Regions from separate parts of the Homo sapiens genome. Here region 2 is linked to region 1. Evidence: read pairs that join two places in POLR2A ChIA-PET (ENCODE). Cell type or tissue: Caco-2. All regions are shown on one strand.

What was found. ChIA-PET counts read pairs that join two places held together with the same protein. Peaks named below come from ENCODE experiments on the same cell type or tissue, not always from the same donor. Only the 100,000 strongest peaks of a DNase experiment are listed, where the experiment ranks them.
Region 2: POLR2A ChIA-PET joins it to region 1 with 5 read pairs; 1 of 35 experiments calls an interaction of 5 or more read pairs at or near these places.

Annotation. Positions count from the first base shown.
Region 1 is chr10:69,059,751-69,064,750 of GRCh38, forward strand. No RefSeq gene overlaps it. Among named protein-coding and RNA genes, the nearest start is that of SRGN, 26 kb to the right of the region's middle. RefSeq lists an enhancer at 1,919-2,038. In Caco-2, no CTCF peak of the experiment used is centred here; DNase peaks (open chromatin) are centred at 1,818 and 2,261; H3K4me3 peaks cover 922 bases.
Region 2 is chr10:69,570,823-69,575,822 of GRCh38, forward strand. NEUROG3 (neurogenin 3) reads right to left here and starts at 2,600. Exons shown (of 2, transcript NM_020999.4): 1 at 2,388-2,600; 2 at 876-2,222. The coding sequence starts at 2,221. The coding sequence ends at 1,577. LOC101929021 (a long non-coding RNA gene) reads left to right here and starts at 2,135. Exons shown (of 4, transcript XR_946037.2): 1 at 2,135-2,245; 2 at 4,060-4,326. RefSeq lists an enhancer at 766-1,393 and a silencer at 2,651-2,870. In Caco-2, no CTCF peak of the experiment used is centred here; DNase peaks (open chromatin) are centred at 2,826 and 3,923; H3K4me3 peaks cover 356 bases; H3K27me3 peaks cover 1,524 bases.

The DNA.
Region 1 (5,000 bases):
ACCTGTCACTACGCGCGGCTAATTTTTTTGTATTTTAGTAGAGATAGGGTTTCACCATGTTGGTCAAACTGGTCTTGAACTCCTGACCTCAGGTGGTCCGCCCACCTCAGCCTCCCAAAGTGCTGGGATTACAGGCGTGAGCCACCGCGCCCAGTCCCATGGCCTTTTTTTAATACCCAAGAAAGCTCAGGGATAATAACACACCATGCCTCTTGAAATTGCCACAGAAAGAAAATGGAAAGCCACTTTTAAAAATAAAAAGGCTCAGGCCGGGCACGGTGGCTCACGCCTGTAATCCCAGCATTTTGGGAGTCCGAGGCGGGCAGATCACGAGGTCAGGAGATTGAGACCATCTTGGCTAACACGGTGAAACCCCGTCTCTACAAAAAAATACAAAAAATTAGCCGGGTGTGGTGGCACGCACCTGTAGTCCCAGCTGCTGAGGAGGCTGAGGCAGGAGAATCGCTTGAACCCGAGAGGTGGAGGTTGCAGTTAGCCAAGGTCGCGCCATTGTACTCCACCCTGGGCAACAAAGAGCAAGACTCCATCTCAAAATAAATAAATAAATAAATAAATAAATAAATAAATAAATAATAAAAAGGCTCAAGCCTGTAATTGCAACATTTTGGGAGGCTGAGGTGGGCAAACTGCTTGATCCAGGAGTTCGAGACCAGTCTGGGCAACATTGTGAGACCCTGTCTCTAGAAAAAATTAAATTAAAATATTAGCCAGGTGTATTGCTGGCATGTGTCTGCAGTCCCAGCTTCTTAAGAGGCTGAGGTGGGAGGCTCACTTGAGCTCAGGAGGTCCAGGCTGCAATGAAGTGCGATTGCACCACTGCACTCCAGCCTGGGCAACACAGCAAGATCCTGCCTCAAAAAAAAAAAAGAAAGGAAAATGAAAAAGAAAAGGCTGTGTGGGTTGGCATGCACTTGAAATCCCAGCTAATTGGGAGGATGAGGCAGGAAGACAGTTTGAGCCCAGGAGTAAAACCAGCCTGGGCAACATCATGAGACCCTGTCTCAAATAAAATAAAACAAAATGAAAAAAAAAAAAACAAGACACATTTTAAATCTTCAATAATCTTTAAAAATATGACTTTTAAGATTCTTGGTTAATGCAATAGAAAATTCAGTGATCCCCACCTTTTCTTTCTTTTTTTTTTTTTTTTGAGAATGGGGTCTCACTATATTGCCCAGGCAGGTTTTGAACTCCTGGGCTCAAGCTATCCTCCAGCCCTCTTTTTAATACAAATAAGCAACTCATCCTTAATAATAGTTTGCTTGAAGACAAGGCATCTTTTTTTTTTTTTTTGAGATGGAGTCTTGCTCTGTTGCCCAGGCTGGAGTGCAGTGGCATGATCTCAGCTCACTGCAGCCTCTGCCTCCCAGGTTCAAGCAATTCTTCTACCTCAGCCTCCTTAGTAGCTGGGATTACAGGTGCCCGCCACAACGCCTGGCTAAGTTTTGTATTTTTAATAGAGATGGCGTTTCACCATGTTGACCAGGCTGGTTTCAAACTCCTGACCTCAGGTGATCCGCTCTCCTCAGCCTCCCAAAGTGCTGGGATTACAGGCATGAGCCACTGCGCACAGTCTACAAGGCATCTTTCAAAAGCAAACATGTTATTCCTCACACACCTTCTGAAGATTAAACATGGGATGGACACTACTGATGTGTGGTGGGCTTTGTATGGCTCACTAAGTGGGAGGAATTTTTTTAATATCCTATGTCATAACTCTCAAAGAATGTGTTAAAGCCAACCCAGGAAATTTCTTAGGAACAGAGGTCAACTTGACGGTTGCAGTATTTCTCGGACTTGCGGCTGATGACAAGGCACAGCAGCCTGGGAATTACACAATCTCCGCTCTTACGCATTTCTTAATCATTCACTGGATACAGTTGCATGAATACTTTCTGTTCCTGTTCGAGTTTAGTAAAAATAGCAAAATAGAAGCGTCTATGGGGTTAGGAGAGGAAAAACACTCTAGCAGCAAATTCTGTTCCATTCGACCCAACGTACACGATAGTGATCAGAGGACGTCTCTGGAGAGCGTGTTTTCCTTTTGACCTTGTGTACTTCCTGTACTTCGCTGCCTCTGTGAGCGTGCTGCTCAGGCAGGGCTCTGGGTCCTCAGCAGCACCGAGGCAGCAGAAACACCAGGTATCCGGTGCCCACCACACCAGCAACTTCTGCAGGTCACTGCTGATCCCCACCAGGTCTGACGGGCGGCTGCTCCTCCTGCATTTCACAGATGATTGAAGGAGGCTCCCCAAGGAAGCTGTCCTGGTCAGGTGGTTACAGGTGGCAGAGCAGGTGTGATAGCCCCAGGGCTGTCTGGCTCCAGAGCCTGTCCTTTCTCAACCCTACCACCCTACTTTACGACTTTACCTCCACTTGTTTTTCTTGCCAAAAACTTTTAGCACTACAGGAGAAAGAAGGCCTAGCTTCAGGGCGCTCACAGTCTAGTGAAGGAGAAAAGATGAATATTTAAAAAGCATTTTCTTCTCTGTGCAATGAGGAGCCTGGCACTCTGTGCAATGAGGAGCCTGGCATTCAATTAGAATTAGGGATTCTAACTGAAGCATCAAACCAGATTAGCTCAATGCAGGATGTTGGAACAGAGCACTGTGGGAATTCTGCTTACTGTCAGAGTTTGTATATGGGTAGCCAGGCATGGGGAGGAGGTGGGAAACAGTGAAAGCTGGAGGGACCAGGATTCATACCCCAGAGTGATGGATAAGGTGTAGACAGTATAACAGCAACCTCGATAGCTTGTATTGATTTTGGACTTGCCAAAGCCAGGTTTGAAGTGCTTTCTAGGTTTTGATGCTTTGAATCCACCCTGTAAACCTTAAAGTAGGTACTATTACTCTGTCCATTTCCACGTGAATAGTGGAGACATAGGGAGGTTAGGGAAATTGTCCAGGCCCCCCAGCTAGTAAGTGGCCAGTACTCGAACATAGGCGGGCTGACTCCAAGCCCAAGTTCTTGATCACTGTACAAAGTAGAGGATAAGTTGGCAAATACTCTAATAGATTTTGCCATTATGCTTGTCAAATTTGTAATTATTTGCCTACTGTCTGTTTTCTCCTCTAACCTATGTCTCCAAGAGGGCAGGAACTATGTCTGTCTGGCTCTCAGAGGTAATTTCAGCACCTAGACTAGTGACTGGCACATAGAAGGGTCTCAAAAGTTTCGAAGAATGGATGAAATGCATTGAGGGAAACAGAGGATTCCTTTCCACGAGCAGTCCCCACCCTCTGAGTCCGCCATTCAAGAGCTGACGAATATGAGCAAACTCACTTCTCTCCCTCCCTTGTCATCAGCAAAATGGGGTTGATAACAGAAGTGAAGCTCCAGAAAATGGTCTGGAAGTTCCTAAAAAGTTAAAAAATAGAGTCACCATAGGACTCAGCAATTCCACTCCTGGGTGTTTACCCAGGAGAATTGAGAATACAGTTATGTCCACACAAAAACTTATGCAAGGATGTTCATAGCAGCATTATCCGTGATAGCCAAAAAGTGGAAACAACTCAAATGCCCATCCACAGGTGAGTGCATAAACAAAACCAAGGAGATCCATGCAAGCACATATTTGGTCACAAAAAGAGCGAAGTGCTGAGACATGCAACAATATGAGTAAACCTCAAAAACATTATGCTAAGTAAAGAAGCTGGTCACAAAAGGCCACAAAATGTATGGTTCCATTTACATGAAATGCTCAGAACAGACATGTCCATGGAGGCAAAAAGTAGATTCGTGGTGGACAGGAGCTGGGTGGAGGGAGGAATGGGGAATGAAGAGTATCTTTTTGGAGTGATGAGAATGTTCTGGAATTAGATAGTGATGATGGTTATGAATATACTAAAAACCACTTAGTTGGAGACAGAACTGGGTTCAATCCTGGCTGCCCCCCGGCTTGGTGTATGAGCTGGGGCAAGTTACTCCATTTTGGGATCCTCAGTTTCCTTATCTGTAGGAAGAGACCCTGATCCATTTTGATCCTCATCACCCTATTCACTCCTTCTCCTATGTCCTTGGTGACAAGCCTGGGAGGAAAGAATGTCCTCTGTTGCACTGGATTGCCCTGAGGGCAGTGGATGCCCCTGACTGCTCTGGATTAGACAGGGCACTTTTCCTTTATGTTGCAGCCGCCTACCTTGCAGACCTAATTCAAGGGGTATGAGGCTTATCCTGGAATATTGTCTATTTTGTCCCCAAAATTCCTCAAGCGATTCCAGCATGCACCCAAGTTTGTGAACCACTAACTTCAGCTAACATGCACCAGAATCACAGGAAGGCATTTGTTAAAACACCAATCATTGGTTCCACCTCCAGAGTTTCTGGCTCTGCACACTTGGGCAGGGTGGAGCCTGGACATCTGCATTTCTAACAAGTTCCCAGGTGACACTTATGATGCTGTTCTGGCCCACAGTGAGCCCAAACTACAGCCATGGAGATCAGCCTCAGCTAGACAATAGACTCACCTGGACAGTAGACTCACCTGGGAGCTCTTGCAAACACACAGGCTGCACCAATTAAATCAGAATCTTTGAGGCAAGTCCAGGCCTCAGGACTTCCCCCTCAACATTGCATTATGAAAATGTTCAGCCCGGCACGGTGGCTCACGCCTGTAATCCCAGCACTTTGGGAGGCTGAGACAGGCAGTTCATCTGAGGTCGGGATTTCGAGACCAGCCTGGGCAACAAGTTGAAACCCCATCTGTACTAAAAATACAAAAATTAGCCAGGTGTGGTGGAACGTGCCTGTAATCCCAGCTACTCGGGAGGCTGAGGCAGGAGAATCGCTTGAACCTGGGAGGTAGAGGTTGCAGTGAGCCGACATTGCGCCACTGCACTCCATCCTAGGTGACAGAGTGAGATCCTGTCTCAGAAATAAATAAATAAACAAAAATAAAATAAAATGTTTAAACACACAGCAAAATGGAAAGAATCCTACAGTGAGCAGCTGTGTATCTACCACCTAGATTCTATCTT
Region 2 (5,000 bases), 510 kb after region 1:
ATGCTGCACCAGTCCTATTCCACCTTGCCAGTAAGAGACATGGTGTGGCTGGAAACCTTGAACAGTTTCTTAATAAGTTTTCAATCAAGGCTGCCAGGTGATGAGGGAGGGGGCGTTGCTGGATATTCCAGCCAGACGCTCCACCTTCTTTGCTCCTGGCTGCTCAGTTCAAGGAGTTCACGACACAGCCACCTCAGTGCCTGGGGAGTAAAATATGCTCAGGGGATTTGCTAGGCCTCTAAGCACCTTGGGAAAATTCCTAGGATGCCCAGCCCAGCCGTGTTTCCGAGGACTCTGACTCTGCAATTGAATTATTACTGTATCCCTTCCCCAAGTGCAACCAACAGTTGCTCTAAAGCTAGGCTGGTGGAGTTGGGGAAAGGGCCAGCAAGTGAGAGTCAGTTGTCCTAGTTGGAGGCTTGTCTTTCTTCTAAACCACTCTTTGAAATAAGAGGAGTCATTGCCCTATATAGAAAAAAGGGAGCTGGACCAATAATTACTTAGAAGACTTCCAGCTCTCCAAACCCAATCTGCCCTGGCTCTAGCCCAGACCTCCAGAAAGAGTGTCATCCCTCTCTTTGGACAGAAGTGCTCTTCCTCAGCTGTAGTGACTGTGGCCCTCCTCTCCCCAACACACAATGGAGTCATCTTGCCAAGGCTTCTTGAAGGTCCATTTTTTTTTATTGGCTTAAAATCTCATCCAGCAATCCCTAAATAATCTAATATACAAAATATAGGCTTTTCCCTGCTGTGAAATCTCATTAATAAATACAAATGTGTAAAACAGGGGAGGGGCCATATAATTTACTGTACCAAAATTGATTTCAAAAGGCATCATATAATTTACAAACAGATTTAAAAAAAAAAGATGCGCGGTGCTCCAGGCACCTGCAGCGCAGCTCACGTTTCAGGCGCAGTTCGCAGGGAGGCTGGGGAGATGCTCCCTGGCCGGGCTAGCGCTTTCCCAGTTCACAGCCTGGTCTTCCGCCCCGGGAGGGCAATGGCTCCGAAAAGTGCACGAGGAGAAGGCAGAGGGTCGCCTTCGTGGCTTTAAGGCAGAGTGAGGCGCCCTGAAATCCCGGACCTGATTGGGAGTAGAGCAGATCGGCAGCGTCTTTGGAGCAAGGCAAGGGGAGTAAGCGCTGAGAGACCAAACATTGGATTGAATCACATTGGAGGAGGGGTGGTAAGAGACTGAGAGGCAGACAGACTTGAGTGAGGGTAGGGCGACCCAAGACGGTGGGCGGCTCCGGCCGGGTAGTGCTACCATTCTAGTATTCTTTGAATGAGATTATGGGGTGGTGGCAGAGAGGAGGCCTAAAATGAGCGCACTTTGCAATGCCCACTTCGCGCGGGCAGCAGCAAGGGTTGCGTGCGTTGGCGCGGCTCGGAGGGCCGGGGAATGAACCCAGCCTGCCGCCCCCGTGGAGGCCTGGGCCGGCCAGGGGTCAGCCAGGGAGAAGCAGAAGGAACAAGTGCTTTTGAGGGCCGCCGCCGTCGGCCACCCTCTACGGCTCCCGGCTCCCTCCCTCTCCCTTACCCTTAGCACCCACAGCCCAGCGACAGACAGGTCCTTTCACAGAAAATCTGAGAAAGCCAGACTGCCTGGGCTCAAGCAGGCGGAAAAGGTGGCCCCCAGCAGCCCGGGTCGCTCCTCCAGCGACGCGGCGGGACTCAGGCTGCCAGCCTGGGAGACTGGGGAGTAGAGGGACCCCCAGTCCCCGGGGGAACCGCCTGGGCTGCCCAGCTCCCCGCAGTGCGGCGCCGGCGGCTCCAGCGCGTACAAGCTGTGGTCCGCTATGCGCAGCGTTTGAGTCAGCGCCCAGATGTAGTTGTGGGCGAAGCGCAGCGTCTCGATCTTGGTGAGCTTCGCGTCGTCTGGGAAGGTGGGCAGGACACCGCGCAGGGCGTCCAGTGCCGAGTTGAGGTTGTGCATTCGATTGCGCTCGCGGTCGTTGGCCTTCTTTCGCCGACTCCGTCGCTGCTTGCTCAGTGCCAACTCGCTCTTAGGCCGGCTGCGTCCCCCGCGCCGTGCCCGGAGCTTCCTCGGGGCCCCTCGGCAGCCTCCCTCTTCCGCCTCTGCGCAGTTCCCCCGTGTGCGAGTGGGGCTGGGCGGGGCGGACGTGGGGCAGGTCACTTCGTCTTCCGAGGCTCTGGGGAAGGACCGCTCCGTCTCACGGGTCACTTGGACAGTGGGCGCACCCGAGGGTTGAGGCGTCATCCTACGGCGGGGTCAGAGGGAAGGGTAAGTTTGAGTCCGTCACTGGGCGCAGTCCGCGATTCCGAGGCTAGGTGGGAAAAAACAAAAACAGCCATCCTCCCAGCCCCCGCTGGGTCAGAGGATCCCTCTTTCCCCTGCCCGTCCCTCGGAGGCCTCCAAATATTACCTTTCTACCGGCGCAAAAGAATAGAGAGCGATGAGCAGCGAGGGCCGTGGGGAGCTCAGCGGGCTTCTGGTCGCCAAGTTCAGCTGAGCTGCAGGCGCCCCCGCCTGGGAGTTGCCCCAGCCCCAAAGGAGAAAAGAAGAGAGAATGGGGTCCGAGGCCTCTGTCACGCTCTCTCTCGAGGCGCGGCGGTGAGACCGCAGGGATTTCCTGAGCAGCAAGTCGTGTGCCCCTTGGCACGCTTTATCTGCTTCGCCCGGGCCAGGAGCGTGCCTGCCCGGCTGCTGCCCGCGCCACCGGCCAATCAGCGCCGGGGCCCTGGGGCCGCGCCACGCGAGCCCGCTCCTCCCCCGCAGGGCACAGCTGGATTCCGGACAAAGGGCCGGGGTCGGGGGAGGGGAGCGCCGCTCTGTTTGCTCTCTCGAGGGCGGGCTGGGTCCCAGCAACTCTCGGTTCCTCAAAGAGCCTCGCCCAGTGAGAAGAGCCTCGTGTGGCTCTGGTCAGGCCACCTCAGACGGCTTTGCTCCTAGCCTATCTTTCCTTAGCATCTGTCCTGGAGGGGACTTTGATGCCTCTAGGGTACAATGCCTGCACGTTACACATGGGGAAATTTAGGCTTAGTGAGGGAGGTGGCTTGTCTGAAATCGCACAGGAAGATAGTGGCAAAGACAACCACGAGCTCATTGTCCTGACTAGCAGCCTGGAGAAGGGTCCAGGAATTCTAAAGGACGCCCTGCTCTCCTGGTGTTTCACTGCCTCTCTTCATCCTGGAAGACAGGGGACATCACTGAGAGAGATCCTGCCTATGTCCCTTCCATTCGCAGACCTTTTGGGGGTGTCCGAGCCTCTGCCACACCCTGAGATGCTACCTCACACTCCCCAGAGGCGCTTAGAACCCCACCCCCATAGATCCCACTCCAGAGGCAGGGGTTGGCTGTGCGGGGACCCCTCAAGCGGACATTCCATTACTACAAGCCTACTACAGCTTGTAGATAGTATCCCAGCGTTCTGGCCAGGAACCGTGACAGGAAGAGTTCTGGGAAGTGTGAGGAGGGGAGGAAGGAACCAGGAGTTCACAGTGAGCTCTTGCTTCTTTTTTTTTTTAAACGAACAAACAAAACCAAAAAACGGTCTCCTTCTGTCGCCCAGGCTGGACTGCAGTGGTGCAATCACAGCTCACTGCAGCCTTGATCTCCTGGGCTCAAGCTATCCTCCCACTTCAGCCTTCCCAGTAGCTGAGACTACAGGCATGCGCCACTGTGCCCGGCTAATTTATTTGTATTTTTATTTTGTATGGGGTGAGGGGCGGTCTTGCTTTGTTGCCCAGGATGGTCTCGAACTCCTGGGCTCAAGCGTTCCTTTCACTTCAGTCTCCCAAGGCGCTGGGAAGCAGAGCTGCTGTGCCCCTCCCCCTCGTGTCTTTTGAACTACCACAGCGTGCAGGCACTGGGAGAAGCTGATAAACTTTTTCTCCCCTTAGTCCTCCGGTCCAATCACAGACAGACAGCAGCTGCCAGCAGTCACCTGCTCCAGCCCCCTGCCTCTGCATCACTCGGGCATCGCACAGAGAGCACAAGGCAGGGACTTCCCCAGCCCCTTGGGTTGTCCCTGGTAGCGCTCTCTGGAAACCTTTCCAAAGGGACTCTGAACTCATCATCCCTCCTTTCTTCCCCAGCCCCTCCTCTTGTCCCCGCCTGGGACATCCCGTGGTCTTCTGCTTCCGGTCACTCAGAGTGAGGGGTTGCAGCTTCCGCTTCTCTCTCTTGACCCGGTCGTGCCTGGAGGAAGACGCCGAGGCGGGAGGTTTAAGTATCCCGGTTTAAGTCTCCTTAGGCGAGGAAGGCTTCTCTTTCTAGCAGGTCCAGATATCCTGAGTCTCCCGGAAACTGCAGGAGGGGACAGGACCCGACTTCGAGACTGTAGGGTGGGGTGAGGGGATGAGGTAGGTCTGTGAGTCTGCCCTAGTGATAGCCTCTTACCGCCTAGGCTGCTTGGGGGCAAATTTTCCTCCAAGGAAGAGGGTGGTATGCTCAGGAACCAGCGAGAGGGGGGCTCTAGGACTGGGCGGGGGTGTGGCGCGGTCCTGCTGATCTTAGCTGGTGCTCTGTGAGCAGGCTCCTTCCCTTGCTGTGGGGAAATGAAGCCTGAGACCAGGGTCAGAACCAATAAAGGGACCATCTGGGACTGTCAGGTTAGCATTTTGCTGCAGCTGCTCCCTTAGGTCACCACTCACTAGGAGCTTGTCTTCTTCTCATAAGAATGGGAATTTGAGGCCTTCTTTAAAGATGAAAAAATCAAGGCCCAGAGAGGGGGAGTGACTCTCTCAAGGTCACACAGCAAGTTCTATCAGAACCACATAGAAGTCATATCTTAAGACTCCTAGCCCTAGATTTTCCCTTGCACCAGCTACTGCTCCTTGATTTGGGAGAAAACATTTTTTTTCAAGGCAAAACAAGAGACCCCAAAATGCAGAAAATAGAGGAAGTCCTGAGTCTGGGGGTCAGATTAGAAAAGAAATAATGGTCCCATTTTCTAGGCAAGGGGAACCACTGTCCATTCAAGCTGCTGCTGCTGCTGCTGCTTCCTCCTCCTCCTCCTCCTCCTCCTCCTCCTCCT